2 separate regions of the Homo sapiens genome follow, and region 2 is linked to region 1. The links are chromatin loops, found by intact Hi-C in ENCODE. Cell type or tissue: mammary epithelial cell. All regions are shown on one strand. Each heading gives the region's core, and the rest is flanking DNA. Links, peaks and the distances in the headings are about the cores only. Region 1 overlaps KLB (klotho beta). Region 2 overlaps RFC1 (replication factor C subunit 1).

Region 1 (11,990 bases), core at 2,415-10,414:
TTTGACAGAATAAAAGATGGAATTGGCATGCATTTTACTACGTATAGTTTACTATGAATCAGTAAGTCATAGTCTTGAGGTATGTTTTAGATTATTTAGAATAGTACAGAAAAAAGATTAGTACTTTCCTGGGCAAGTGTATTGATGGGGATTTACAGATTTTTTTTCTTTTTTTACAGTTACCTGGCTACAGAAAGAAGATGCCAGATGACACTTAAGACCTACTTGTGATATTTAAATGATGCAATAAAAGACCTATTGATTTGGACCTTCTTCTTAAACCGGTTATCCTTTTTAGCTAGTTTTTTTCCCTCGTGGAACAAGGAGCTTTAATCTGGTTCTTGAAGGAATAGCAAGGATATATTTTAGGCAAGAGGAATATTGTACCAGTGACAGGCAAACATGAGGCCATTCATCATTGCATATAGAACTTTAGGAATACCCTGAAAGTGTCTAAATTTGCTGAGGCATGAATTTGAATATTTGGTAAGGCAAATGTTGTCTTAGTCACTGGTGGAGAAACAGCTGAGGAGTAGAACAGAGTGATACAGCATCAGTTAGAATTAGAAGGTGTAGTTGGTTTGGTTCATGGTCTCAATAATCTTGTCCTTTACCTCAGCCATTTACTTCCATACCCTAGAACTTGTTTTTAAAAATTGATAACCCTTCCATAATCTCTTAATTCCATGTGTTATACTTTAAATATGGTACAAGGCCACCATAACTAGACTTAGGTCAACATGGTGACCCCCAAACCTTTGTGAATTCTACATCTCATTTGATGGAAACTGCAATTTCTAAGGCAAAATTTAACATTCATCCTTGATCAAATGCGTCAGGAAAACGTACTAAGTACCTTCATTGTAAGGTATGGTCAGGTACTTTATCAGAAAAAGTAAATATAAGGACAGAGGTCACGATCAGTTGGCATATATGTTATCTTGGATCTTACAATGTCTTACTCAGTTGCCCAGGCTGGAATACAGTGCCATAGTCATAGCTCTGTAACTTCAACCTACTGGACTCAAGCAATAATCCTACCTGCTTCAGCCTCCTTAGTAGCAAGGACTACAGGCAGGCACCGTCACATCTTTTTTTTTTTTTTTTTAAAGTATGGATGGGGTCTCATGTTTCCCAGGCTGGTCTTGAACTCCTGGCCTTAAGTGTTCCTCTTTGGCCTCCCAGAGGGCTGGAACTACAGGCATGGGTCACCATGCCCTATACGTCTTAGATCTGGATTCAAGTACACTAATTGAACATACATTAAGGAGTCTTGTTGTTTGATGACTATTTGGTTAGGTTTTTAAGAAATTTGGAGGAAATCATAAATCTCGGATTTGCTCAGAAATAACGGATGGGGTTGTAGGCGATGAATGGGATCAACGTGAAGTAAGATCACATCCTCGAAAGGTTGGGAAATATGGGTCCATTAGATACAAATTTTTTACAATGTAGAAAATGAAACAAAGACCTGCGAAGTTCACCTGGATTATTGTGACAGTCAACTGGTCATCTTCCTCTCCTGTCTATTTTCAGCATCAGCCAGGGTACTGATTTTGAAATGGATTATAGCACTGTTTCAAATCCTGCAACAGGTTTTTTTTCCCTTTTTTCTTTTTAAAATAGCCTCCCCATTGTACCTGCAGCCGTTTTTAACTCAATTTTTCTGACTTCTGCGCTATAGCTGAATTGACCTGGCTAATCCTCTATACCAAGCACTCTGTCATTAAGCATTTAAGTTGTCGTTTTCCCTTTGGAATGCTCTCAGCTGAGCTGTGTGGCTAATTTCACTTACCTTCAGGTCTATTCAGTGAATCCTGCCTTGACCACCGTATTAAAAATAGTAGACCGGCTCCTTAAGCTTGTCCTACTGTCTCGTTACCCTTCTCCACTTGTTTTTGTCAATAGCATTTGTAATTTTAATATTTACAATTGGTTGTGTATTGATGATGTGTTTTTTTCTGCTAGGATGTAACCTTCACAAGGAGGTAATTTTGTACTCTGGTGTATTCCAGCTACCAGAACAATGGCATGTAGCTGTTTCCTGGATTGCCAAGGAACTCAGTAATAGCAGTGGGACTGGAAGAGAGAGATTTTGGGAAGGTATTGACAGGATTTCAAAACAGTATGAGGCTTGTGGGAGAAATTTCCAAGTGGCAATATTCTAGTGGGGTGGAGATGCTCATGAGAGGATCAGCTTATGGGGAGTAGCTGCTGTGGGAGTAAATGAGATTTCTTTGAGCATGAAATGGACTGGCATGCTGGGTCTGACCTTCATAAGGTAACTTAAGAGACTGTAGCTAAACAGTGATTTTTTTTTTTTAATAACTTGGGTATAACAAATGAGCCTAGTTCTCCAGGGAAAACTTAATTATTGTCTTCTGTGTCTACTATGGATAAGCACTTGTGCACTATTTTTGCAATTTTTAGATGTAGGTGTCCACATATTTTTGAGACGGGGTCTCTGTCACCCAGGTTGGAGTGCAGTGGCGTGATCTTGGTTCACTGCAACCTCTGTCTCCCAGGCTCAAGCAGTCCTCCCACCTCAGCCTTCTGTGTAGCTGGGACCACAAATACGTGCCACCATGCCTGGCTAGTTTTTTGTAGAGAGGGTTTTGCCACGTTGCCCAAGCTGGTCTCAAACTCCTGGAATCAAGCAATCCGCCCACCTTGGCCTCCCGAAGTGCTGGGGTTACAGGTGTGAGCCACCACACCTGAGCCACATTTTTTGAGAAAATATACCCAGAAGTAACATACCAAGTTGGTGCACAACTAGGCAGAAAGGGATTCAGGGGAGGCAGTCTTGGGGCAGAGCCCATTTACAATGCCAAACCCATTCACATTCAACAGTTCTTAAAATTGACCAGGTTGTTAGTTGAATACAAGTGGTCAGCATGAACCAGTTTATTTGGAATAAATTACATTGAAAATTAAACATGTAGTCACACTGTACTGGCCTCATTTTCCAGAGGCTCTTTAAATATAGTTGTGATTCTCCAGGTTGTTACATTGAATATACGATAAACACGTTAGATTTTTCACAACACATCTCAGAAAAGCTTAAACTCCAAAGATCTTACCTGTTTGCTCCTTTCAAGAGTTATCAGTTTCTGGTTGACCTTTGATGGTTTTTAAGGAGTTTATGATAAACCTGAATATTTAGTATGATAGAGCATGAGCCAGATTAAATGCTTAACCTAATTTGCTGTACATATTTGCCAGTGGTTAAAAAATTTAAGGGTTTTTGGATTCTTGTGCGATGATGGCTTAAAAACTAGTAAAATAATGCCCAAGTGGCAGAGAAGGAGGACTCTCAGTACTGGGTTAGGAATTTTATTACTTAGGGGAGTTTATGGTAAACCAGCAAGTTAGAAAAGGGGGGCATGCTTTAAGCATAAGCTCTTAATGTGAAAGAGACAGTGAAGGTTAATTTGTGAACTGTGAGTACGAGATACTTTAAACAAAGTGAGAAAGAGAAAGCAAAACCTGAAAGATAAATTCCAGGTTTTTGTTATTCCTGTGGCTAACCTTTTTTTTTTTTTTCCCAAGCCCTTGATGTTAAAGAGAGGTTAATGAGTTGCCCAGTTGACATTAAAGAATTTTCCCTGGAGTTCTTGGGTCAGGGTGAATCAATGTGGCACAAAGGGGAAAAAACCCAGCCAAGTGATTGTTTTAAGTGACTTACTGTTTCTACATAGTTAGAGTAATAAAAACAGAATTGACTAGTTGTATGCGTGACCTTAGGTACATAGTTCTCAGAGGGAGATGTTAATACTAAAAAAATTCCTTGAAAATCATACCTCAAAACTGCCAACTTTGGGGTAGTGGGTGCAGCTGGGGCAAGGAGACTAGAGAAGAGTAAAGCAGAATTTTACTGTTCCCATTTGCCAGGCCAAATAGCAAATTGATTTCTCATCATATTTGCATTTACTCAAATTGACTAATTGTATTTTTACAGTATTTTGGAAACTTGTTCATTAGCAGTTAGATACTGAATTTAGCTTCAGACATAGGTGGACCTAGAATATAATCAAAACTGCCTTAATTTACTAAGGCTTTGTAACAGAAGAACGTCTCTTGTGACTGTTAAGGTCTAAATTGCTGGAGTGAGCAGACAAGGACAAATTAATGTATGCAGTGGGTGTTAAATGTTGACCTAAAGAAAGAATAGGTATAAATAGGTGCATATTTAAGTTTTCTTCCTCAGATGTTTAAAATACACTGAACAAGTCTCAAGAACAGAGTTCATTTCCCAAAGTGTCAAATTATCCAAGTCAGATCTAGTAATTAACCCTAGCCCAAAAGGGTGCTATATAAAACAATTTAAACTCATTCAGTATTCTGAATTGTTGCTTTACTTACAGTATAGCAACTTCTATTCACAGAGTTGAGTCTAGCTTTCCTTCATCCTGTGATCTTTCCATGAGATGAGGTTTTGGAAATTACTTTTATTTTTATTTTTATTATTTTTTTTTATTTTGAGAGACAGTCTTGCCCTGTCCCCCAGGCTGGAGTGCAATGGCACGATCTTGGCTCATTGCAACCTCTGCCTCTCGGGTTCAAGCGATTCTCCTGCCTCGGCCTCCTGAGTAGCTGGGATTACAGGTGCCCACCACCATGCCCGGCTAACTTTTGTATTTTTAGTAGAGATGGGGTTTTGCCATGTTGGCCAGGCTAGTCTCGAACTCCTAACCTCAGGTGATCCACCTGCCTTGGCCTCCCAAAGTGCTGGGATTACAGGCGGTGCCACCGTGCCTGGCCGGAAATTACATTATTTTAAAAAATCAGATCTAGTAAAAGATCACAAATTAGATATTCTATAGGTGATTTTTTGTTGTTAGAAAAATGAAGGGCTTGATCCTCTTTAAGAGTCTGTGTTGTAACTGGCTTAGACAAGCACTACTTACCCTATTGTGTTTTCTTTCCATTTTAGAACCACCCTGACCTAAAGGAGAAGGCACCTTATTAGAAGTGACAGAATATATATTATCTATCACTGACTACCCAGTTTAAAGAAGGGTGTTAAATCTCTGCTGTAGAGTCTAACAAAACAAAGTTTTGCTTTTGCTTTTTTTTTTTTTTTTGGACACAGTCTTGCTGTTGTCGCCTAGGCTGGAGTGCAGTGGCGCAATTTTGGCCTACTGTAACCTGTTTCCTGGGTTCAAACTTCTGCCTCAGCCTCCCAAGTAGCTGGGATTACAGGTGCCACTGTCACCACGCCTGGCTAATTTTTTGTATTTTTAGTAGAGACATGGTTTCACCATGTTGGCCAGGCTGGTCTCGAACTCCTCACCTCAGGTGATCTCCCCGCCTCGGCCTCCCAAAGTGCTGAGATTACAGGTGTGAGCCACAGCGTCCAGCCCCAGAGTTTTACTTCTTAAAAATAATTTATTGTACCACAAGTAGCTATTGGTAGAGATGAAAGCTAAAGCAGAATGATGGAATACAGTTGATGAAACTTTAAGAAGCAATGTAGCATGTAATCCTCATAGCTTACTGTCAGGATGAAGCCTTTATGTTTACATCCAAGAACTGAGTTCACTGATGTCAACACCTAAGGGAATGTTCTTTGAACCACACAGCAGAGACAATTGTCATCACCTTGGTTACAGCTGTATCTCAGATTGTCTTTCTATAATACAGGTATATCTCCTGTAAGTTACCAGCATATGGAACTGGGATGAATTTTTAAACTGTCTATCATGCAGACAGATCAGTTTAGCTAACAACTCTCTTGCCTTTCTTTAATGGTATGTGTTGTAAGTTTTTTGCTTTCCAAAACTTTCTTCTCTTCTGCCTTTGAAAAATGGCAATTGATAAGAGTAGAACCAGGGTGGAGAAGAAGCAACAACCCAGGAATATCAGTGGTTTCTTCTGCACAAGGAATAAGCAGACAGTGCACTCTGTATTTTCTTGGGTCTGACTGCATCTAGAACTACTGTTCTCAAAAGGGAAGCCCCTGCTGCTGATCACTTTGTTGTAAAATTGTATTGAGGATTTAGCTTTAAAATCAGATGTGAAGAATCCAAATCTGGGTTTAGATTTCTCTTCAGCCAGTTTGAATGCATAATAGCCTTTGATTCTGACTTTATCAATCAGGTATGCTGAAAAAGATAAGAAATTAACATTAATCACAAATGGACTATGAAGTATCTTTGAGGAAGAATTTAGTTTTCATTGAAACAAGCTAAAATTATGCCCATAATAAAGGTAGTGATTTTTATTAGAGGGTTTTTTTTGACATTTATTCTTTTATGATCTATGTAAAGGAGAAGGTGAAAATATGTATAATTTAAGTCTGAAAAATTTGTAGTGAAACTTGATCCATAAATAATCCAAAAACTCTTGGAGGAAAAAGCAAATTTAAGGAGCAGAGCAATGAAGGTTGTCACTTTTGTTTAAAGGGTCACAAGCAGAAAAACGTTGCCTATTTGGCCTGATTGTGAACCTCAGATGTGCTCTTGGTGCAGCCCAGGAATCACAGTTGGTTTTACCCACTCACTCACTGTCGCTCGCTTAAGCTACCATGATGTGGTTATTTCACATTGCATGCTTGTATCGAAACATTTCATGCATCCCATAAATTTATACACCTGTTTACCCACAACCATTTTTTTAAAGCCTAGCAAGCATGGTGAAAATAAGTAACCCAAAATAGTGACTGTTTATCCTGGGGAGTGAGATTTCAGGTGATTTTTTAAAAACTTCTCCACGTGCCCAGTTTTCTATAATTGGTGTGTGTTACTTTTATGATTTTAAAATTTTTTCAAAAATCCCATAGGCCAGTTTTCAGGACAAAATTCAATTGACAGGACTTGGGTGCCACAAATTGGATGCTGTCAGGCACCAGCCTGCTGCTCCCATTCTTTGTTCTTGTCAGGTAACAGGAATCTCGCTCTGCCCTGTGTCTGAAGGGGCCCCGCCCTTACCTTTCAGCACCTCCTGAAGGTACTTCCCTAGGTAGTACTTCCGGAGCCGGTCATCCTCCAGAGCCTGGTCGTCGATGCCACTGGCGGTGATGTAAATGTCCATGTCGCCGTAGTTCCTCCGGACCCACCGCAGCAGCTTGCGCACCCCCCAGGGAATCACAGCCAGGCGCGTGGGGGAGCTCAGGCGGGTGATGTCCTGCAGAAACTGGATGTCCCTGTCCGAGTCGTAGCGGCTGCCGGCCAGCTGCTCGTGCATCACGAACCTAGTGGTGAAGTGGTTGAGCGCGCAGAAGTCGACCGTGCCCTTGAGCAGCCTCCTTTCGGCCTCGGTGAGGCGCGGCAGGGCCGAGCTGGAAAGCCCCCGTCGGTGCTTGGAGGCAATGTATTCCCTCATGGCCGCGGGGTAGTCCCCGGTCTTGAAGAGCGGCTCGGCGAACCAGGCGATCTCGAACTGCAGGAAGCGCTCGGCCGCCCTCCAGTGCGAGTCAGCATAGGGGTTGGCGGGTTCCGCCCAGTCCGCGTGCAGCGACAGCGACACGGCCCCGCGCTGTGAGGGCCTGAACTGCCGGTCGTAGAGGCGCCAGGCCAGGGCGTGGGCCACCAGCAGGTTGTGCGCCGCCCCGTAGGTGTCGTTGCCAGAGCGGTTGTAGATGTCACTTAGCCGGTTAGGCTCGTTGATGGTGATCCAGAGCTTCACCAGGTCCCCCAGCTCCTGGAAGCACAGCCCAGCGTAGGCCTGGAAGGCCTCGGCCGTCGATGGGTTCAGCCACCCGTCGGCATGCAACAGAGGCTCGGGGAGGCCTAGGTGGGCGTGGGTCGGATAATACAGGGTGACCATCGCGGAGATGCCAAGCTTCAGCCCCTCACTGACCACGCACCTGTAGTACCTCAGGGCCTGTCGGTTCACCGCGGACAGGTTGCCAGTGGGAAGGACCGAGGCCCAATCCAGAGCAAACCGGTAGTGGGTGACTTTCATTCTTGCCAACATCTCAAGTTGTTTTTTGATGTTTACAAAATCTGTGCATTGAGCGGGTCGTGTTTTCAGCCTCACCCCTTCCACTCGGTGCAACAGTCTGTTGCCAGTGGCGTTCCACACGTACAGATGAGGATCGCTGAACTGTGGGGACGAAGCCACAGACTCGGGCTGTGAAAAACAAGCTCATTTAGGTCAAGCATGCGCTGGCAGATGGAGGCTCAAGTGATCTGCCTACCTCTGCCTCCCAAAGTGCTGGGATTACAGGCCACCACGCCAGGCCTATTCCAGCCCTTGAAATCTCCCAAGGAGACCAGAAAACAGAGAAGGAGCCACACCCAGGTCCTGGCTTGGAAAACAAGTTGTTTGAGAAAACATTGGGAAGCCATTTTCCAGTTCATTTAACTTTAAACCCTAGGTTATATATGGTGGGGTTTGAAGTGATTCTGTTCAAATGCATCAGGAAATTGGCTTGGTACACTCAATTAAAAGCAATTACAAAAGAGATTCTAAACCCTGCCATAAATTGAAGACAAAGTTGAAATTCCTGTTGTAGAGATTTCACTGAGAAGAGGAGGTTGACCCCAGGCACAATTCCTTAAAAAGGCTGGTGCGGTGGGGTAGGCAATGACCCCTTGCTTTTGCTGAATGCAAATTTCTAACTTGTATTTAAAAAATCCAGGCCGGGCGCGGTGGCTCATGCCTGTAATCCTAGCACTTTGGGAGGCTGAGGCGGGCAGATCACCTGAAGTTGGGAGTTTGAGACTAGCCTGACCAACATGGAGAAACACCGTCTCTACTAAAAAAAAAAAAAAAAACAAAAAAACAAGATTAGCCAGGCGTGGAGGCGCATGCTTGTAATCCCAGCTACTCTGGAGGCTGAGGCAGGAGAATCGCTTGAACGCAGGAGGCGAAGGTTGCAGTGAGCCGAGATCATGCCATTGCACTCCAGCCTCGGCAACAAGAGCAAAAACTCCATCTCAAAAAAAAAAAAAAAAGAAAAGAAAAGTTCAAGTGATAACACATTTGCATCCATCATGTCTCCCCGACCCATGTGCCTGTGAGAACATAGCATTTATTCATCCAACAGATGAATAAATGGGTTATGGGTGGAAAGGACAGTAGACTATCCCTAGAAACTCCCAAGGTTGACACTTGGATCTGACAGAGTCTCATTCTGTGTCTCTCCACGAAGGAGAGAGCCCTGGACTCCTGTTCTAGTTCTGCCCCTTTGAAACTCAGGCTTGGCAACTATATAGTGACGGAGTAATCGCACCCACCTCACAGGTGTGCTGTGAGGACTCAGTGACTCTGGGAAGGTGCTCTGGGAACTCTAAAGCGCTATACAAACACAATGTAGTCATGACTTGGGTTTCATTTTCCCTAGTGGCAATAATTGCCTGCTAGGCCCTTGAGTCCAAACTAAAACAAAGCCCTTAAGAAAAACATTCCCAAATTCAAGATTAATAAGGGAAAGTAAAAGTTAAGTACTTGTTTTAAAGTACTTCTTTTTCCCCTCATGACAGAATTTAAATACACCAGGAAAAAACTATAATTAACCTTTGGTAAATATCTTCCCTCTAATTGTTTTTTCGTGTGTCATCTTTCATAGTTTAATTACAAAACCATATCACTGCCCGTTTGCCATCTGCCAACCAGTTATCTAGAACATTAAACTAAGAGAACATTGATCATGTGAGCATGAAGTTAAATCCGTATATAATTCATTATTTGAGTAAAATCCTCCTAGCCTAGATGGCCAGTTTTAATGTTTTGAAAACTCAGAACATCATGGTATTGAAAGGATGTTTATAAAAGGCAGTCTTGCTATGGGGCAAGGCAAGATCAAATAAAAATGTCTTACGTTAAAAACCTTCAGAAAGCATTAATCTCAGCAAGTGTGTATGATTAGTCTGCTAAGAGGTTAATTTTCTAGTTAAAGATGATGCATCCCAATCCCAACCCCAGCTCCCAGAGCTTGTTTCTAAAATCCTATTCCCCACCAAAAGGACCTTGTACTCCTTGGAGAAATGGCTTTTTCCAGGAGAAGAATGAGATGAAGGTGGGCATCTTGTGCCAGAAAATAAGGAAGTGCTTAAAAACTGAAAGGGAAATGTGGAAAAGACAGAAACAGCTTGAGGGGGTCCCATTGACTAAATTTGAAACAACTTGAGCATCAAAAGGAACAATATCATAGTGACAATAATGAATTATAAAACATCATCCAGCTAATAAATGTGGAGGGAATAATCCGATTAGAAATTTACCATTTTGCAATTTACAAAGTAATGATTAAGGCAAGGTTCATGAAAGAATGTTTTGTTTGTTTGTTTGTTTGTTTATTTGAGACGGAGTTTTGTTCTTGTCGCCCAGGCTGGAGTGCAATGGCGCGATCTTGGCTCACTGAAACCTCCGCCCCCCGGGTTCAAGCGATTCTCCTGCCTCAGCCTCCTGAGTAGCTGGGATTACAGATGCCAGCCACCATGCCTGGCTAGTTTTTGTATTTTTATTAGAGACGGGGCTTCACCATGTTGGCCAGGCTGGTCTTGAACTCCTGACCTCAAGTGATCCACCCACCTCGGCCTCCCAAAGTGCTGGGATTACAGGTGAGCCACTGTGCCCGGCCCGGTTCATGAAAGAATGTTAAAACCATGGAGTGAAATGTTGTTGAGGAATAGGATATTCATAGAGTCCCAAGTATCAACATCAGATTTCTTCTTTTTTCTTTTTTTTTTTTTTTTTTTGACAAAGTCTCACTGTGTTGCCCAGGCTGGAATGCAATGGTGCGATCTTGGCTCACTGCAACCTCCGTCTCTGAGGTTCAAGTGATTCTTCTGCCTCCGCCTCCCAAGTAGCTGGGATTACAAGCCCATGCCACCCTGCCTGGCTAATTTTTTTTTTTTTTTTTTTGTAGAGACAGGATTTTGCCACGTTGGCCAGGCTGGTCCTGACAGGCCAGACAGGTCCTGACCTCAAGTGATACGCCCGCCTCGGCCTCCCAAAGTGCTAGGATTACAGGTGTGAGCCATCGAGCCTGGCCAGCATCAGATTACTTCTTAATTAAAAATGGAAAAGTTACCATATGGCACATATCACCTTTTTTTTTCTTTTTTCTTTTTTTTGGGGGGAGTAGGGAGGAGGGACAGGGTCTTGCCCTGTCGCCCACACTAGACTGCATCCTCGACCACCTGGGCTCAAGTGATCTACCCACATCGGCCTCTCAAAGTGCTGGGATTACAGGAGTGAACAAGTGTGCCTAGCCACAAATGCCACCTTAACCAAGAAATCTGGTAATACTACTTCAACCACAGTAATATCTTCAGTAATGAAACAAATTGACATCATTTACCTCCTGATATGATACAAAGGCACATCATCTATGTAGTATTATTTCCAGAAATGGTTAACTGAGTCATTAGACTCAGAAGAACAACCAGAGAAATCTACAAGCAGTTGGCCTGGACTCTTCAAACACGTCAATGCCATGAGGTGATTGTCCTGAATTAAAGGAAGCTAACAATACATGACAACCAACGTTTGATCTTTGCTTGCATTCTTAATCAAAGATTTTTTTAATCTATAAAGGACATTTTTGGAACATTAAAAAAATTGAATATGGATTGTATTTTAGATAGCGTTGAATCAGTGTTAAATTTCCTGGGAATCATAATAAGAATGTCCTGTTCTTAGGAGATACATGCTGAGATATTTTGGGGTGGAGTGTAATGATGTCCGCAATTTATCAAAAGTTTATAAAACAGAGAGGCAGAGGCCGGGTGCAGTGGTTCACGCCTGTAATCCCAGCACTTTGGGAGGCCAAGGTGGGTGGATCACGAGGTCAGGAGTTCGAGAGCAGCCTGGCCAAAATAGTGAAACCCCGTCTCTACTAAAAATACAAAAAATTAGCTGGGCATGGTGGGGGGCACCTGTAATCCCAGCTACTTGGAAGGCTGAGGCAGGGGAATCTCTTGAACCCGGGAGGCAGAGGTTGCAGTAAGCTGGGATCGCGCCATTGCACTCCAGCTTGGGTGATAGAGCAAGGCTCTGTCTCAAAAAAAAAAAAAAAAGGGGAGAGAGGCAGAGTTGAA
Region 2 (11,990 bases), core at 2,541-10,540, 130 kb after region 1:
GTTACATGTAAAATAAGTTAAAATCTAATAAATGAAAATCTAAATTTCTATACAAGATAAATGATGAGACCAGGGGAGAATTATTTACTGAAAGATTTATTTTTAGAGAAGATTGATCAAGTGCTGTGAGATGATTTTGAAGAAATGGCTAGCAGCAAATCCTGTAGGTCATGATAGGTCTTTGATACCTACAAAAAGGATGTTAATTATAAGGACTTTGGAATTTAGTTTCTTCCAAATGGGAAACCATTGGAGTTTTTATTTTTTATTTTTTGAGACAGAGTCTCGCTTTGTTGCCCAGGCTGGAGTGCAGTGGCATAATCTGGCTAATTGCAACCTCCACCTCCTGGGAATCAAGTGATTCTCCTGCCTCACCTGCCCCAGTAACTGAGACTACAGGCGCCCACCACTACGCCTGGCTAATTTATGTATTTTTAGTAGAGACGGAGTTTCACCATGTTGGCCAGGCTGGTCTTGACCTTGGCCTCCCAAATTGTTGGGATTACAGGTGTGAGCCACCACACCCAGCCCCATTGGAGTTTTGAATAGAAAAGTGACATGACTTGGTGGATCTTAAAAGAAAATTACTTTGGCTTCGATGATGTTAATAGTTCATGGTGGGGGCAAGATCAAAAGCAGATCAGTTTGCAGACTGAATGGTAGGTGAGAGATGTCAGCTTGTAATAGGAAAAGGCAGTGAGAAGTGGGCATAATCTGAATGTGCCTTGAAACATGCAAGTTCTTTTTGACAGATTGGATGTAAGGTGTGAGGGAAGAAGATTCACAGATGAGGCTGGGTGTGGTGGCTCATGCCTGTAATCCCAGCACTTTGGGAGGCCGAGGTGAGAGGATCACTTGTGCCTGGGAGTTTGAGACCAGTCTGGGTAACATAGGGAAATCCCATCTCTACCAAAAATACAAAAATCAACTGGGCATGGTGGTGCACACCTGTGGTCCCAGATACTTGGGAGGCAGAGGTGGGAGGATTGCTTGAGCCTGGGAGGTTCAGGCTGCAATGAGCTGTGATTGTGCCACTGCACTCCAGCCTGGGTGACAGAGCAATACCTTGTCTCTCGGAAAATAATATTCAGTTATGGCCTTAACAACTGGGTGAATGGTGATACGATTTACTAAGGCTGGAACACAGGAAGCAGAACAGGTTTGGTACAGAGAGATCTTTTGGACAAGTTAAGTTTGAGATGTCTAATAGACTTCCAAATGGAAAGGCAGAGTAGGTGGTTGGGTAGAAGAGTCAGGAACTCAGGGGAGAAGTCTAAACTGAAGATGGACATTTGGAAATCATTACCAGTTGAGTAATATTTAAACCTGTGTAACTGGATGAGATCATGGGGAGATAATGCAAATAGAAAAGAAAGAAAGGTCTCAGGATTGAGCCCTGGGCCACTGTTAGAGGTCAGGAAAAGGAGGATGATCCAGCAAAGGAGAGGAGAGAGTGGCTAGTGAAGTAGGAACATCAGGAGAGGTTGATATCTTACAGAAGCCAAAGAAAGTATTTCAGGGAGGAGCGCTCATCTCTGTCAGAGGTTCCAGGCTTAGCTGCCGGCTGTTAGAACTCCCTTCCTCTTGCTTAGCTTAAGTGTCACTTTCCCAGACTACCTCAACTATATTAGAAACCCCTCCGATATACTCTGTCACACTCTGTCATAGCTACTATTATCATTTATTATACTTGCTATTTAATTAGAATGGCAAGTATAGGCTCTAAGGTCCCCTCACCAGGACTCTCACTCAACCATTTGTCTCAACCATTTATGTCTCACTCAACCATTGTTACATCAGTGCTTATCTTAGTGTCTGGCATACAATGGGCTCTTGATAAGTATTATTGTGAGAGAACAATATTGTGATTGTTCACATTTTATTACTTTGGCAGTTTAGTTTGTGTTTTCAAAATGTTTTTCTATCTTATTTGATCACACTGAATTACATAAACTACAAGCGAGTATCCACATGACTCAAGGTAGCACAAGTAGCCTAGGTCAAACTAGGAAGTAATTTTTAGGAACCTGACTTCTCCTGATCCAAATACTAGAGGGTTACCTAATCCTTTCCAAACCAGGTGTGGTACTTTGTATCACAATCCTCTATTTTTCCATTTTTATCACATTCTTTCAGAATCTTGTTTGGGTAATTTATTAATCTGATTAAGGACTTCTAGGTGTCAGTAACTGAAGATGTCTTTACTAATTATCCCTGTAAGAGTTTTTCCTCCCTTTTTTTTCACTTCACTTTTAAAAGATTGAGTGGATTTTGAAGTCCTTTTCTTTGTTTGAATAATGTAGGGTGTTTTTTATTGAATATCACGTAAGGCCATTTTACCAGGGAGCATACAGCCATTTGGTTTATAATGAGAAAGATACTCCACTGCTATATATTCTCTTTTGGAAGAGCTCCATTTTGCTGAATGTGAAAGTATTTTGAAATAACTGAGATAACTAGAATGTCTCTGTGTTACATTAGCATGTTAGTAGAACTCCTGACATGATGACTTAAATTTTCAAAAGTGAGAACAGATGCATTTGAATTAGTAATTGAAAATAGGAGTTTGATAGTAAAAGTGATTTTACATTTGTATATAGCTTACTATATGTGCCAAAAAAATACTGTATAATTTTTTTAAATTCTTAGATTCACTATTTTTGTACTCCCCAGATGATTGTGTTTTCCTATTAGGTTGAGATTCCTTTCAGAGGTCTTTTTAGATAATAAATAGAAATAAGAAAGCTGTGTTGCATAAGAACCATTAAGAGAAAAGTACAGACCTCATGTTTTATAAGTAAGAAATATGACTTTAAAAATATGCTCACTTTATCTGTCATCCCTGCAAAACCAGAACTGTATGTTCCAAAATCTGATTCAGCTTAGTGAAACAAACCTGTGATACTTCACTATTAATGTTGAGTGGGAAAATGTCATAATTATTTTCTGGAAAATGTTTTTCTAGTTTCTTCTAAATATATGAATCAGACATTTAAAAATTCTATTTACGAAAAGAAAAAGAGCAACTCAACTCACTTTGCTGACACATTTTACAGCTGGAGAGGCAGTTGCATGAAGATGAAGAGTTTGCCAGAACATTAGCCATGTTGGATGAAGAACCCAAGACCAAAAAGGTGGCATAATGTTGGGCTATTTGCGTTCTGAATATACAGTACAGATCAGTGTTCATACTTGCGTGTTCTAGGCTCTAGCCAAAACATGAATAACTTTTCCAGAAAGAAATTAAATTATTTTATAAAAATGTTTTTGGGGAAGCTCATTGAGAAACTTATTCTTCTTAAAAGAAGGGTGACGGCATCAAAACAAACCAGAACCTTTTATCACAAAACAAAGAATTATATCTTTTCCTTATTCTTTTTATATTTTATTTTATTTGTTTTAGAGACAGGGTCTCTCATGAAGTGCAGTGGCCTGATCTGGGCTCAGTGCAACCTTTGCCTCCTGAGCTCAAGTGATCCTCCTGCCTCAGCCTCCCGAGTAGCTGAGACTACAGGTGTGTGCCACCACACCCATCTAATTTTTGTATATTTTTGTAGAGAGGGGGTTTTGTTATGTTGGCCAGGCTGGTCTTGAACTCCAGAGTTCAAGTGATTCTCCTGCCTCAGCCTCTCAAAGTGCTAGGATTATAGATGTGAGCTACCATGCCTGGCCTTTTAGTTCTTTTTTTTTTTTTTGAGACAAGGTCTCACTCTGTTGCCCAGGCTGGATTACACTGGCACGTTCATAGCACACTGAAGCCTCGAACTCATGGGCTCAAGCTATCCTCCCACCTCAGCCTCCCAAAGTGTTGGGATTAGAAGCATGAGCTTCTGTGCCCAGTTTACCTTTTCCTTACTCCTTTATCATAGGAGTTCTTATGTACTTGTTCAGAAAATAATGCTCATAAAAATTCTTTTGGAACACAAGTTTAATAACTTCAGTATTAATCACTGTCTTTTCAGGAAGCACAGTTTTGTCAGTTCTAATTAGTTAACTCTAAGATCTATATTATGACAGTCTCATATAATAATGAGTATATTTTGAGGAATCTTTTTCTTTCTTTTTTTTTGCGAGGTCTCACTTTGTCACCCACGCTGGAGTGCAGTGGTGCTATCTCAGCTCACTGCAACCTTGACTTCTTGGGCTTGATTGATCCCCTCACCGCAGCCCCCCAAGTAGCTGGGACTACAGGCATGTGTTACCACACCCAGCTAATAATTTTGTGTTTTTTGTAGAGATGGGGTTTTGCCATGTTGCCCAAGCTGGTTTTGAACTCCTGAGCTCAAGTGATCTGCCTGCCTCAGCCTTATTTTGGGGAATCTTTAAAACATCAAGACTTTAATTTTTTTAATTTTTTTATTTTTATTTTTTATTTATCTCCAGGAGATTAGCTTTATTTCTGATGAATCACATTCTGTTAATATAATTGTCAATGTCAATATGTGATTACTTCAAAAGATTTTACTTCTTTAAAGCAGAGAGTTGTAAACCTAGATACATCAGGAGCTAAGACTAAACAGGCAGGTATTAAGACAGTAGGGAGTGGTAGAGACTTTGCCATTTGAAAAGTCTTATTTCATCTAAAGACACTCAAATTATAATTACTTTAAAAGACTGTATCACACACCTCAATTTGTGAACTTTTTATAAAATGGAGTTTTGAAGGAGCAGTGGAAAGAATGGATATATTTTTTTCCCCTTTGAGAAAGTGCTCTCATTTTCTTTCGAGCTTTTGTTTATTTTTATTTTAGTCTTTTAAATTTAGATTTTAGTTTTTAACTACTTAATACTAACAATTTGAGAGTTGAGATGAAGGAGAAATAAGGCTTCTACTTCCAGATTTACAGGTTGGGATGAAGAGAGATAATTTTTATAGATGTATTTTTATACCCTTTCATCTGTTTCCTCATTTGTAACATGAAGTAATAAAATATGCCTCATTTGCCTTGGAAATTTTGTGGATGAATGAATGACAGTTTATTGTAGTGTCCTGCTAGTTGAAAGGTGACCCTTAAAATTTTGATGGATTTTAACAACAGATTTTATGGTAATAGTTTTTCTATTATTTGTCACATTTGACACTTTTAAAATTTGTTTAGGCTCGAAAGGACACAGAAGCGGGAGAAACGTTTTCATCTGTCCAAGCCAATTTAAGTAAAGCAGAAAAACATAAATATCCTCATAAAGGTAATACTAGCAGAAAAAAGTAAGATGGAGCACTTGTCTTCATGGAAGTAAATTCATGATAATCTTGTTTAAGTATCCTATTCAGTAATTATGTATTGTTAGGTAGACATTATTTCACAGGACTATTAGAGCATATTGAACTTAGAAACTTTGAAAGCTCTTTGGATGCTAGCTGGTACAGAATGCCCATCTGCTCTATGATTACTGTGAGAATTGTGTTAAAACTCCTGGCTTCTTGTTAATTTCCAAGTATAGTGCAATATGTGGATTTCAATATATAAAGATGAAGAACCTAGATGTTTTGAGCTTTTCATGTCAGAGGTAGTCTCAGAGTTGACTCATAGTTGGCCAGGTCATCTTCAGCTCTCTTGCTTATTGCCTGTAGGTTTTATTCTTCAGTGGTTCTGATAGCAAATCATCTGCTAGTCTAGATGATCTTAGTCCTATAAGTAAATGTATTTATAGATTTACTATAAACAGATGGTCTTGACACTTTAGGACTTTGGGCCTTCAGGGTATATTCTGTGCTAAGATTACTCAGTTGAAAAATGAAAGAAAAGTTGATATAGATTATCATTTTCCAAAAACAACAACCATAATCTTTTCTTTCTTCCTAGTAAAAACAGCACAAGTTTCAGATGAAAGAAAGAGCTACAGTCCTAGGAAGCAAAGTAAATATGAAAGTTCAAAAGAATCTCAGCAACATTCCAAGTCATCAGCTGACAAAATAGGAGAAGTCTCTTCTCCCAAGGCCAGTTCTAAGCTGGCAATTATGAAAAGAAAAGAAGAGAGCTCTTATAAAGAAATAGAGCCTGTGGCCTCAAAAAGAAAAGAAAATGCCATTAAATTGAAAGGAGAGACAAAAACTCCTAAGAAAACCAAAAGTTCTCCAGCTAAAAAAGAGGTAAGAACTTTGTTTTTTTTTTTTTTTTTTTTTGAGATGGAGTTTTGCTCTTGTTGCTGAGGTTGGAGTGCAGTGGCACAATCTCGGCTCACTGCAACCTCTGCCTCCCAGGTTCAAGCAACTCACCTGCCTCAGCCTCCCAAGTAGCTGGGATTACAGGCATGTGCCACCATGCCTGGCTAATTTTGTATTTTTAGTAGAGACGGGGTTTCTCCATGTTGGTCAGGCTGGTCTTGAACTCCCGACCTCAGGTGATCTGCCCACCTTGGCCTCCCAAAGTGCTGGGATTACAGGTGTGAGCCACCGCGCCCGGCCTTGGTAGGAACTTTCTAGGGAGTACAGTATTCCCCCTTATCCATGGTTTTGCCTTCTGAAGTTTCAGTTACTTGTGGTTAATCATGTTCTGAAAGTATTAAATGGAAAATTCCAGGAATGAACAATTAATAAGGTTTAAATTGGGTACTCTTCTGAGTAACATGATGAAATCTCTCTGGCCAACCTGCTTTATCTCACCCAGGATGTGAATCATCTCTTTGTCCAGCATAACCATGCTGGATACACTACCCACCCGTTAGTCACTTGGTAGCCGGCTTGGTTATTAGATAGAAAAAACAGTACATGTAAGTATATATATAGTTTGGTACTGTCTGTGGTTTCAGGCACCTACTGGGGTGGTCTTGGAACATACCCTCCTCGGATAAAGGGGGACTGCTGTATATATTTTGGTGCTATGTGTTAGTCTGGGTTTGTTTTCAAGTTTTATTTCTAACGATCATAAGTCATTATAATATTTTTAAGATATCTTATTTAGAAGCTGTTGTAGGATATGGAGTATTAATATAGCTAAGTAAGCCCATATTTATTGTTATTGTGTGTCAGATACTGTGCGAATACTTTACATGTGGTAGCTCATATAATTTTCACAACAACCCTGTGAGATATTTATTTTTATTATTCAACTTTTAAAGACGAGGAAACAGGCTGAAAGAGTTTAACTATTCTAAGATCATCCACCTGGTAAGTGGCAGGGCCAGCCTTGAACTCAGGTCCTCTGAAGCAGTATAACATAGTGGCTCCACACACAGGCTCTGGAGCCAGTTTCAGGCTCTGGGACTCTGAGCAGGTTTGGTCACTTCCCCTGTCTGTGCTTTGGTGCTGTTTGTAAAATAGGAATAATAATAATAGTACCTAATGACTTCATATGTAAAAGCACTTAGAGCAGTGCCTGGGACCTAATAAGTGCCATCTTAACTATTATTATTAAAATGATTGTTATTTGGCTTAGTCCTAAATTTACTCTTTTTTATTCTTGTACAACAGTGTTGCGATACTGAAATTATTTTTAAAGGAAAAAATGATGAGATAATGAATATCTTTGAAAAATTTTGCTAGGAAATATATTTGAGAAGCGAACGGTCTCTGAATCTCCAATTTGGAACTACTTTAGATTCATAATGAGAAACCACTATTCATTCATGCCTCTTAGGCACTTAGGATTAAAAGCAGAATATCACCTATTTTAACTGGTCATCACCATTATATTTTAGTGCAGAACAGTGAAATGGTGATGATTTCAGAATGCTTTTGTTTGTGGACAATGCTTATAAATACGCTTAAAGGAGCAATTAACTTTTTGATCTCAGATTTTTTCTGCACTAAATGCTTATCTGGTAAATGAATGGTTTTCTTCAGGCACACTAAAACATGTTCCATTTACAGAGGCAGTCTGTTTTTATGAAGAAAGAGGAAATCTTTAAATGATACTCTTCACTGTACTTTTTAAAGTTAGAATAGAAATAACTCAAAACTTTTACTTAAGCAGTTTTGGTTGGAAACGTCAAATAAAGTCTATTTAATACATTTAGTTGGTCTTGGTCAAATAATTCTGACTTCATAAAGTGGGTGTCCTTCAAAGTTATTGTATACGCTGTTTACCATTCAGAATTCTTTTCATAGAATGAGTGTCGTAAATTAATCGTTTTTCCATGTTGGTATGCACTGGACTCTCTTGTGAAACTTGTTAAAAAAATGGAGTTTCCCAGGGAATGTGGTGTGGGCAGCTGTATTTTAATAAGCTCCTCATATGATATGAACACACACCAACATTTGAGAACCATTGTTAGAAAGTAGGGTTAGATTCTAGGACCAGCCTGTTAATGGCTTATCGACCTCTTAGCCAAACCAGCTGAACTATTTTATTGGTTAAGCCATTCCTTTTTTTTTTTTGAGACGGAGTCTCGCTCTGTCACCCAGGCTGGAGTGCAGTGGCGCGATCTCAGCTCACTGCAAGCTCCGCCTCCTGGGTTCACGCCATTCTCCTGCCTCAGCCTCCCGAGCAGCTGGGACTGCAGGCGCCCGCCACCAAGCCTGGCTAGTTTTTGTATTTTTTTAGTAGAGACGGCGTTTCACTGTGTTAGCCAGGATGGTCTCGATCTCCTGACCTCGTGATCCACCCACCTCGGCCTCCCAAAGTGCTGGGACCACAGGCGTGAGCTACTGCAGCCGGCCGCCATTTCTTTGTATAGAAGTTACTATTTTGTCTACTCTCAAAAGGATTTGGGATTGCTTACAAGTTAAAAATAATGTTAAAATAGGAAGTGGAAAAATAACAAACACCTGATAGTGGTTCTTAAATGAGAGCTATCTAAGATATTTTTCCCCCACATAAACACATTCTAGCCATACCCCATATCTCCGAAAGAGAAACTTGGAGGTGGATCTAGGGATGCATAGTTTGAAAAGTTTCCCCAGGATTTTCTGAGATATACCTATGGTAAATTCCCCGAGAGAAGTAGAATGGGAGGAGATGAAATAGCATAGAGAACGTGTCTTCTCTTTGGAGTAAAGCTTGTACCTTCTTTGAGCTGACTGTTTAGATTCTCCTACTGGAATGCTTATGTCCTTAGGGATGCAGGCTGGTGCTTTAGGGGCATGGAAGGTCATAGGATTAACACAGAATATCTTCTCGGGCGATCAGGTTTACTTGGGGAAAAAATGTATTTTCCCGTTAAACATGGATATATGGATATATCATGAAATATAATTTAAAATTCAGGTGAATTCCTAAAGTAAAACACTTTTTGCATTTCTTTGCTTGGAGCTGGCAACTTGGCTTATTCCCATAATCTGCCCTGAGGTGTGTGGCTTTAGAGAGTGGAAAGTTTTGAGAAGCGCTGATGCAGGGATGTTCGTAAGTCAGTTGTCTGTAAGTTAGGAAGTACTTGTGTAGCTAAAACTGTTAATTTCACAGCCAGACACAGAAGTGACACAATAAAAATAATGTTTATTTCTAGATATGTATTTTAAATTTTGCATGAATTCTGTATGACTTTGTTCATTTTCCTTTCCCTGTTCCCAAAGTCTGTAAGTCCTGAAGATTCTGAAAAGAAACGCACTAATTATCAAGCTTATCGAAGCTACTTAAATCGAGAAGGTCCCAAGGCTCTGGGCTCCAAAGAAATACCAAAGGTAAGAGTACTGAGAGGGCATGCCATTCTGTGAGGGCCTCTGCCGTATGGGTCCATGTATGTATTCACGATGATTATAGCAGCAGAGGATTAATAATTAAAAATGAGCAACAGAAAAGCTTCAGTTACTGTCTTCAAGAATTAGGGATGTTTATTCATGTTATGAATCACTGCTTGATACTTAGAAAAATTTCCCTTTAAATAACAAGTAGCCCTAGAAAGGCTGAGCTTTGAGACTATACCAGTGACAAAACTAATGTTTTTGCTTGCATGGCACTTATAGCCTAAAGAAAGAGACATTAAATAAATAATTTAATTATAATTGGGATATGTGCTATGAGGGAAAAATCTAAGATGCCCTTAGGTAGTATAACAGAGGAACCTGGTCCTTGGTGGGGCATGTAGAATGTGACATTTAAATGGAGACTTGAAGAATGAAAGGGATTCAACAGGTGTGAAGGGGTTGTGATGGCGTGGTGGTCTGGGCAGAGGGGCCAGAATGTATGATGTTCCTGCAGGGGGAAGGTTCTTGCATGGTATGTTTGAGGAACTGAAAGAAAAATTATGGTTGGAGCATAGTGACCAAGGGATGAGAATGGCCAAAGAGGTTAATAGGATCACATCTTGCAGGGCCTAATGTTTAAGACTTTTGTCTAAGAGAAGGAATTTTTATTTTGTGTTTTTGAAATGGAGTTTTCGCTCCTGTTGCCCAGGCTGGAGTGCAGTGGCGCAATCTCAGCTCACGGCAACCTCCACCTCTTGGGTTCAAGCGATTCTCCTGCCTCAGCCTCTGGAGTTGCTGGGATTACAGGCGTGCGCCACCATGCCTGGCTAATTTTGTATTTTTAGTAGAGATGGGGTTTCTCCATGTTGGTCAGGCTGGCCTCGAACTCTCGACCTCAGGTGATCTGCCTGCCTTGGCCTTCCAAAGTGCTGGGATTACAGGCGTGAGCCACTGGGCCCGGCCGAGAAGGAATTTTAAAGTGGAGGGATAACATGACCAGATTTGAATTTCTGAAAGATCGCTCTGGCTGCTGATGTACCAAGTGCTGTGGATGGGGCAGAAATAGCTACACAGAGATCATCAGGAGAGATGGTGAGAAGTGATAGGGACTGGTCTGGGGGAGCAGTGAAAATGTCGAAAAGTGGAGAGGTTTCACTAGAAGAGGCAAAATCTATGGGACTTGGTGATAATTGAAGTGGAAAGTGAGAAGAAAGAGTATTGGGGATGATCTTGTTATTGGCATGAGCAGCTTGGTGGATCATGCGATTGGTGGCAGGGCTAGTTTGGGGAGATGATAATGAGTTCGTTGTTGGCCACACTGTGCTTTAGGGTTATGTGAGATGTCCACATGGAGATGCTGAGTAGACAAGCAGATATGTGGGACTGGAGCTTAGAACAGAAGTCAGAACTAGATGGACAAACTTGGGCATTCTTGGCATGAAGGGATTAATAGCATCTGGTAAACTAGTACAGAACAAGAAGAGAAGAGGGCCTTGGCCCCTGCTTCTTTGTGAAGTAGAAGAGGGTGGAAACCAAAAGGAAACTGAGAAGTAGCAGCTACAAATATGGGAGAGAAGTTTGATAAGCGTGGGATCACAGAAGCAAAGGGAAGAGAGAGTATTTCAAAAATGATTGAGTAGTTAAGTCTGTCATGCTGTTAAGATTCCAGGTAAGGGAAGACCGGAAATTGTTCCATTTAGTAACATGAATTAATGATCCTTAGTGGCCTTAGCAAGAGCTAAGGACAGTGGAGGCAGAGCCTGATGGAAGCGGGTGGAAGAGTGAGTGTGAGGAGACAAAATGGAGACAGCAAAAGTAGATATTTTTGATAAGTTTGGCTGTGAAGGAGAAAGAAGTGGGAGGACTTCTAGCTAGAAGGACTAGAAGGGGAAGTGACTTCTAGCTAGAATGGAAAGTGGAATTTAGGGGGAGATTTAAGTATTTTTATGGTAGGAGATATTTAAAGCATGCGTTTTGCTAATGGGATAGATCCTACCAGAAAGGGAGAGATGGAAGTTATACCAGCAGGAGAAGGAGAATCAATTGTAGCATGAGATTTCTAAGAAGGCAGGAGGGGAGGGGATAAGTATACAATATATGTATAAATTTAATTTTCAGTTTGCTTGGTATATATAAGTACATATAGAGATTAATAGCTCCCCTAATAAAGAGAGGGAGAGATGGTGTAGCTGGGACCGGAGTGGGGAGCGAGAAGGTCGGCCTTAAGGGGCTTATGGGTTTTATGGGAGCCTGCAGGAAGATGCCAGTCTTGCCTCCTGTACATGGGTATGAGAGACCAAACAAGTTCTGCTTGAGAGGACTTCAGTCAAAGTGGTGCCCTGAGGGGACAGACAGGTTTCAGTGAAGGCAAGGCTATGGAGGGAATGTTGGAGAAGAGGTTGAGGATACTAGGGGTGGCTGGCTGCTC

What was found. Hi-C counts contacts between places; a loop is a spot of excess contacts. Peaks named below come from ENCODE experiments on the same cell type or tissue, not always from the same donor. Only the 100,000 strongest peaks of a DNase experiment are listed, where the experiment ranks them.
Region 2: it touches region 1 in a loop (4-fold over the local background); 5 of 110 quality-filtered maps call a loop at or near these places.

Annotation. Positions count from the first base shown.
Region 1 is chr4:39,442,415-39,454,404 of GRCh38, reverse strand. It overlaps KLB (klotho beta), which reads right to left. Exons shown (of 5, transcript NM_175737.4): 4 at 6,930-8,073; 5 at 2,872-6,104. The coding sequence ends at 5,719. It overlaps RPL9 (ribosomal protein L9), which reads left to right. Exons shown (of 8, transcript NM_000661.5): 8 at 180-281. Among named protein-coding and RNA genes, the nearest start is that of RPL9, 11 kb to the left of the region's middle. RefSeq lists an enhancer at 7,087-7,276. In mammary epithelial cell, for the core only: a CTCF peak has its summit at 7,266; no DNase peak of the experiment used is centred there; H3K4me3 peaks cover 628 bases.
Region 2 is chr4:39,314,484-39,326,473 of GRCh38, reverse strand. RFC1 (replication factor C subunit 1) reads left to right here. Exons shown (of 25, transcript NM_002913.5): 7 at 3,057-3,134; 8 at 5,100-5,187; 9 at 5,805-6,091; 10 at 9,452-9,559. Among named protein-coding and RNA genes, the nearest start is that of RFC1, 46 kb to the left of the region's middle. In mammary epithelial cell, for the core only: no CTCF peak of the experiment used is centred there; DNase peaks (open chromatin) are centred at 5,533 and 6,603; H3K27ac peaks cover 2,302 bases.